2 separate regions of the Homo sapiens genome follow, and region 1 is linked to region 2. Evidence: chromatin contacts called from ENCODE Hi-C or POLR2A ChIA-PET data. All regions are on one chromosome and are shown on one strand. Each heading gives the region's core, a stretch centred on a gene start or an enhancer-like site at or near the end of the contact. The rest is flanking DNA. Distances are from core to core; before and after follow the strand shown.

Region 1 (2,794 bases), core at 82-2,581, 3.7 Mb before region 2:
CACTGGAGAGGACCTTTCCCACCCTGCCTGGAGAAGCCCTGGTGCAGCCCTTCCGTTCACAAAGTGGGTGCTGAGGCCCAGATTGTGCGGGGGTCTTATCTGAGGCCACACAGCTAGGTGGGAGGGCCTGCCTCAGTTTCACCGGGACAGGGGCTCACCAGGTCTCTCCCCTCGCAGCCAGGCTCTCCCGGCTCTCGCTGGCGCTGCCGCCGCTCACGCTCACGCCATTCCCGGGGCCGGGCCCGCGGCGGCCCCCGTGGGAGGGCGCGGACGCCGGGGCGGCTGGCGGGGAGGCCGGCGGGGCGGGAGCGCCGGGGCCGGCGGAGGAGGACGGGGAGGACGAGGACGAGGACGAGGAGGAGGACGAGGAGGCGGCGGCGCCGGGCGCGGCGGCGGGGCCGCGGGGCCCCGGGAGGGCGCGAGCAGCCCCGGTGCCCGTCGTGGTGAGCAGCGCCGACGCGGACGCGGCCCGCCCGCTGCGGGGGCTGCTCAAGTCTCCGCGCGGGGCCGACGAGCCAGAGGACAGCGAGCTGGAGAGGAAGCGCAAGATGGTCTCCTTCCACGGGGACGTGACCGTCTACCTCTTCGACCAGGTGCGGAACCCGAGAGGGCGCGGTTTCGGGGTCGCGGCCTGGAGGGAGCAGGAGCCTAGAGCCGGGAAGGGCCTGGCGGGAGGCCGAGCTTAGAGTTGGGCGGGGCCTGGAGGGAGGCGGAGCTGGAGTGGGGCGGGGCCTGAAGGGAGGCCGAGCTAGGGTGGGGCGGGGCCTGGAGGGAGGCCGAGTTAGAGTGGGGCGTGGCCTGAAGGGAGGCCGAGCTGGAGTGATGCGGGGCCTGGAGGGAGGGCAAGCTGAATTGGGGTGGGACCTAAGGGGAGCCCCAATCTAGAGTGGGGCGGGGCCTGGGGCGGGGCCGAGCTAGAGTGGGGCGGGGCCCAGGGAGAGGGCGGGCTGGGGGGCGGAGCCCAGGGCGGGGCCTGGAGGGAGGTCGAGCCTAGAGGTGCAGGGCCTGGGGCGGGGCCTAGACGAAGGCTGAGCTTAGGGTGGGGCGGGGTCTACAGCAGGGTTTGAAGGCAGGCTGAGCCTAGAGCGGGGGCGGGGCCTGGAAGGAGACCGCGCCTAGGATCGGGACAGAGTCTGGATCCGGGCCTGAGGGAGGCCAAGTCTGTGGCGCGGCAAGAGGAGGCCTGGAGAAAATCCAAGGCTGGAATGGGGGCGGAGCCTAGGGCGGGGCGGATGGAGCAGGGCGCGGGAAGGGCCTGAGGGGTGAAGGCGGGGTCTGGGGAGAGACTGGTCAGGGAAATGGGGCGGGACTAGGAAGATGGGAGGAGGCTTTGAGTGTGAGGGCAGGGCCTGGCAATGGGGCAGGGCCAGGAGTATGGGCCGAGCCTAGAGCTGGGGCGGGACCTAGGGTGAGGGCAGGGCTTGTGACGGGGGCGTGGTCTAGAGGGCGAGGAGAGGTCTGGAGAGAGAGTGTGGGTCTGGAAGGAAAGAGGGGGTACTGGGTAGTCAAGTATGGGATCCTGGAGAGGCTAGGGAGGAAGTGTTGAGAAGAGGCCTGGATGGTGAAGGGGCCTAGTGAGAGTTTGGGCATGGTTTGTTGACTAGAGTTCTAGTGTCTGTAGGCTGGTTCGGGTTGGAGCAGATCTTACCCACTAGGGAAGGGCCATGGCTAGGCTGCAGGTGGGCTTCAGAGATGGAGCAGGCAGTCTTAACGTATTCTGGGGTGAGGTCAGGGATGAGCGAACCTAACGACTGGGACGGGTCTTTAGAGAGATGGGTTGAGGAATGTGTTAAGAGTTAGGCCTGTCCCGGGTGGCTCACGCCTGTAATCCCAGCACTTTGGGAGGCCGAGGCGGGAGGATCACTTGAGGTCAAGAGTTCGAGACCAGCCTAGCCAAAATGGCGAGACCTCGTCTCTTAAAAAGAAAAAAATTATCTTGGTGTGGTGGTGCGCATCTGTAGTCCCAGCTACTTAGGAGGCTCAGGTGGGAGGATCGCTTGAGCCCAGGAGGTTGAGGCTGCATTGAGCCATGATCACAACACTGCTCTCCAGCCTGGGCGACAGTGAGACTCTGTCTAAAACAAAAAGAAAAACACAGGATATGGTGTTGAAGAGAAAAAGGGAGGGCGAGTGGTGCTGAGGAACTGGGACCTTGTCTAGATGAACCTGGGGCGGGCATACTGGGCTGAGATTATGAAAGGAATGGAAACAAGGCCAAGAACTGGGGCCTGGGCCACTGAAATGTTTTCAGAGGGGTGGGACTTGGAGGGCGGGAGCAGGTCTACTTCTGAGGGAGGGCTCAGGGGCAGGGTCACAGCATCCAGCACGGCATGCGCTCAGGATGGGGCAGGGGTTGGGAGGGCCACTGGAGCAGGTCAAGATCTCAGAGGTGGGTGGGACTGACGTGGACGGGGTGGGGCTTATGGAGATCGCTTTGGGTTAGGGGATCCGGTGGAGGCCTCACGTTAATGAGCCAGGAGAGAATCCCTGCGTTGGGCTACTTAGCTGTGCGCGGGGCTCCGCTGTCAGGAAAGGAGCCTCTGGCCAGGTTGAGGTTAAGGCTGGCCCAAGGCTTCGAAGCCAGATTAGGGGCTCCAGCCACCTCTCCAGAGCGTGCGAGTCAGTGATTACAAATTGGGATTCCTAGAGCCCCAGAAATATTAGCCGGTTTTGTTGCTTTTGGGGGATGCGGTAAATGGGACGTGAAGGTTTGTCCCCTCTGGCTTCCCCCTAATCTGCCTTCACAGGAGACGCCAACCAACGAGCTGAGCGTCCAGGCCCCCCCCGAGGGGGA
Region 2 (3,126 bases), core at 590-3,089:
ATGGTAAAACCCCCTCTCTACTAAAAAACAAAAATTAGCCAGCCGCAGTGAGATGCGCCTGTAATCCCAGCTACTCGGGAGGCTAAGGCAGGAGAATCTCTTGATCCCGGGAGGTGGAGGTTTCAGTGAGCTGAGATAGTGCCGTTGCACTCCAACTTGGGTGACAGAGCAAGATTCCATCTCAAAAAAAAAAAAAAAGGTGGGGGGGCCGGCCGCAGTAGCTCACGCCTGTAATCCCAGCACTTTGGGAGGCAGAGGCGGGTGGATCACGAGGTCAGGAGAACAAGACCATCCTGGCTAACACGGTGAAACCCCGTGTTACTACGTCTTACCGTGTTACCCACGTCTCTACTAAATATACAAAAAATTAGCCGGGCCTGGTGGCGGGCGCCTGTAGTCCCAGCTAGTCTGGAGGCTGAGGCAGAGAATGGCGTGAACTCGGGAGGCGGAGCTTGCATTGAGCTGAGATCGCGCCACTGCACTCCAGCCTGGGCGACGGTGCGAGACTCCATCTCAAAAAAAAAAAAAAAAAAAAAAAAAAGCTACAAGAGAATAATTGTGATGTTCTAAACACAAAGAAAAGATAAACGAGGTGATGGATATCCCAGTTACCCTGATTTCATCATTGCACATTGTATACATGTATCAAAACATCACATGTACCCCCACAATATGTACAACTATGTTATGTCCAAAAATACAAAAAAGGGAGAGTATGTTATGGGTTGTCTAGAGCTGGAAGGGTGTTGAGGGGAAATAGGGAGTGACTACTAATGGGTATGAGGTTTCTTTTTGGGGTGAACAACTGTTTTAAAATAGAATCTGGTGAGGCAGGCATGGTGGCTCACGCCTGTAATCCCAGCACTTTGGGATGCTGAGGCAGGTGGATTGCTTGAGCTCAGGAGTTCGAGACTAGCCTGGGCAACACAGTGAAACCCTGTCTCTACTAAAGTATAAAAAATTAGCCGGGCATGGCGGCATGCACCTGTAATCCTAGCTACTCGGGAGGCTGAGACAGGAGAATGGCATGAACCTGGGAGGCAGAGGTTGCAGTGAGCTGAGACTGAACCATTGCACTCCAGCCTGGGCGACAGAGCTAGACTCCATCTCAAAAAAAAAAAAAAAAAAAAAAGTCTGGTGATAATTGCACTATTTTGTGAATATACTAAAGTCACTGAATTGTACACTTTTTAAAATTTTATTTTTATTTTTATAGAGACGAGGTCTCTCTGTGTTGCCCAGGCTGGTCTTGAACTCCTGAGTTCAAGTAATTCTCCCACCTCGGCCTCCCAAAGTGGTGGGATTACAGGCATGAGCCACTGCGCCCGGCCAGAATTGTACACTTTAAAGAGGTAAATTGTATGGTATACACATTATATCTCAATAAAACAGTTAGGCTGGATGAAAAAGCCAAATACCGCTCATTCTTACTTGTAAGTGGGAGCTAAACGTTGAGTACTCAGGGACATAAAGATGGCAACAATAGAAACTGGGGACTGCTAAAGTGGGGAGGGAAGAAGGGAGGGGGCAAGGGTTGAAAAACTGTTGGGTACTATGCTCAGTACCTGGGTGACGGGATCAGTCGTACCCCAAACCTCAGCATCATGCAATATACCCAGGTAACAAGCCTGCACATGTACTCCCTGAATCTAAAATGAAAGTTGAAAAAAATAAAACGAAATAAAGCTATTGAATAAAAAGTGGAGACCTGAGGATAGCCACAAGAGGGCGCTCTGAGCACAGAGTTACCACCTCCCTTGGGAACGGAGTTTCTCGGCCACGCCTCAAACTATGGCCATACCTTCGAGGCCCTGGCCACGCCTCTGGGACTGTGGTCCCACCCCCAAGGGCCTAGCCCCACCCCTACACCTTAACCACACCCTCAGGTCCTGGTCACACCCTCAAAGCAGTGTCTGAAGCAGCCCATTCACGCCCCCAGCTCCCCAGACTCTGACCACAAATGCATGCACAGACTTAGAGATACTCGGAAACACAGAACCTTAAACCATAGACTTTTCTTTTCTTTTTTTTTTTTTTTGAGACTGAGTCTCGCTCTGTCGCCCAGGCTGGAGTGCAGTAGCGCGAACTCTAGTCACTGCAACCTCCGCCTCCCGGGTTCAAGCGATTCTCGTGCCTCACGCTCCCGAGTAGCTGGTATTACAGGCGCATCTCACCACACCTGGCTAATTTTTTGTATTTTTAGTAGAGACGGAGTTTCACCATGTTGGCCAGGCTGGTCTCGAACTCCTGACTTCAAGTGATCTGCCCGCCTCGGCCTCCCAAAGTGCTGGGATTACAGGCGAGAGCCACCGCGCCTGGCCAAAATCACAGACTCTTAAACCATGACTTTTACTTTGAAATCATTTGTTTTTCTTTTGAAATTATTTTAAAGTTACAGAGAAGTTGCAAGAATAGTTTCAGACATTACGTCCCTTTGCCTCTAAATGCTTCAGTTGCATTTCCAAGTGTAAGGACGTTCTCTTACACCACCACAGTACAGAGGAGCAGTGTACATTTCTCAGTGACAGTAGTATCCAACAGTGCAGCCTGTATGCAAATTGCCAGCTGTCCCCAAACTATCTGTCATAGCAAAAAGTTTTCATCTCTTCGGTTTCCTTCAGTCTGGTACGGTTCCTTGGCCTTTCTTTGTTTTTCATGGAATTGACATTTTTGAAGATTATAGGCTAGTTCTTTTGGAGAAGGTCTCCTTGATTTGGGTTTGTGTGATGTTTCCTTGTGATTAGATTCTGGTGGCAGGAGTGTTACAGAAGTGATGCTGTGTCCTTCTCTGTACATGATATCAGGAGGCACACGATGCTGGTTGTCCCAAGAATGCTGACAGATTTGGTCGGTTGGTTATGGTGAATCATGGAATCCCAGACCTATCGATTCACCAAGTCAGTCTCTTCCATCCCTGGGCCACAGTTTCCCTTTCTATAAAGTAAAAGTCTGGCTTATGTGAAGGTCTGAAAACACACTTAAAGAACAGATGTGTTCGGCTGCGCGGTGGCTCATGCCTATAATCCCAGCACTTTGGGAGGCCGAGGCGGGCGGATCATGAAGTCAGGAGATCGAGACCATCCTGGCTAACACGGTGAAACCCCATCTCTACTAAAAATATAAAAA

The links. A loop is a pair of places that touch in the nucleus more often than their neighbours do. ChIA-PET counts read pairs that join two places held with the same protein, here RNA polymerase II (POLR2A). Pooled maps may share reads with other maps.
Region 1: a pooled map shows a loop between it and region 2 (10-fold over the local background). The contact joins two enhancer-like sites. A Hi-C loop is called at or near these places in 1 of 50 pooled maps. POLR2A ChIA-PET finds 5 or more read pairs at or near these places in 2 of 52 experiments (T-cell and WTC11).

What each region holds. Positions count from the first base shown.
Region 1 is chr19:48,491,493-48,494,286 of GRCh38, reverse strand. LMTK3 (lemur tyrosine kinase 3) reads left to right here. Exons shown (of 15, transcript NM_001388485.1): 12 at 178-593; 13 at 2,748-2,794. Among named protein-coding and RNA genes, the nearest start is that of LMTK3, 19 kb to the left of the region's middle. RefSeq lists an enhancer at 1-371 and silencers at 384-433, 624-1,103, 933-1,124, 1,124-1,333. Within about 2 kb of position 1,331, at least 26 of the 41 ENCODE cell types and tissues checked have a DNase peak (open chromatin) inside an H3K27ac peak, as active enhancers do.
Region 2 is chr19:44,769,449-44,772,574 of GRCh38, reverse strand. No RefSeq gene overlaps it. Among named protein-coding and RNA genes, the nearest start is that of CBLC, 6.9 kb to the left of the region's middle. Within about 2 kb of position 1,839, at least 4 of the 41 ENCODE cell types and tissues checked have a DNase peak (open chromatin) inside an H3K27ac peak, as active enhancers do.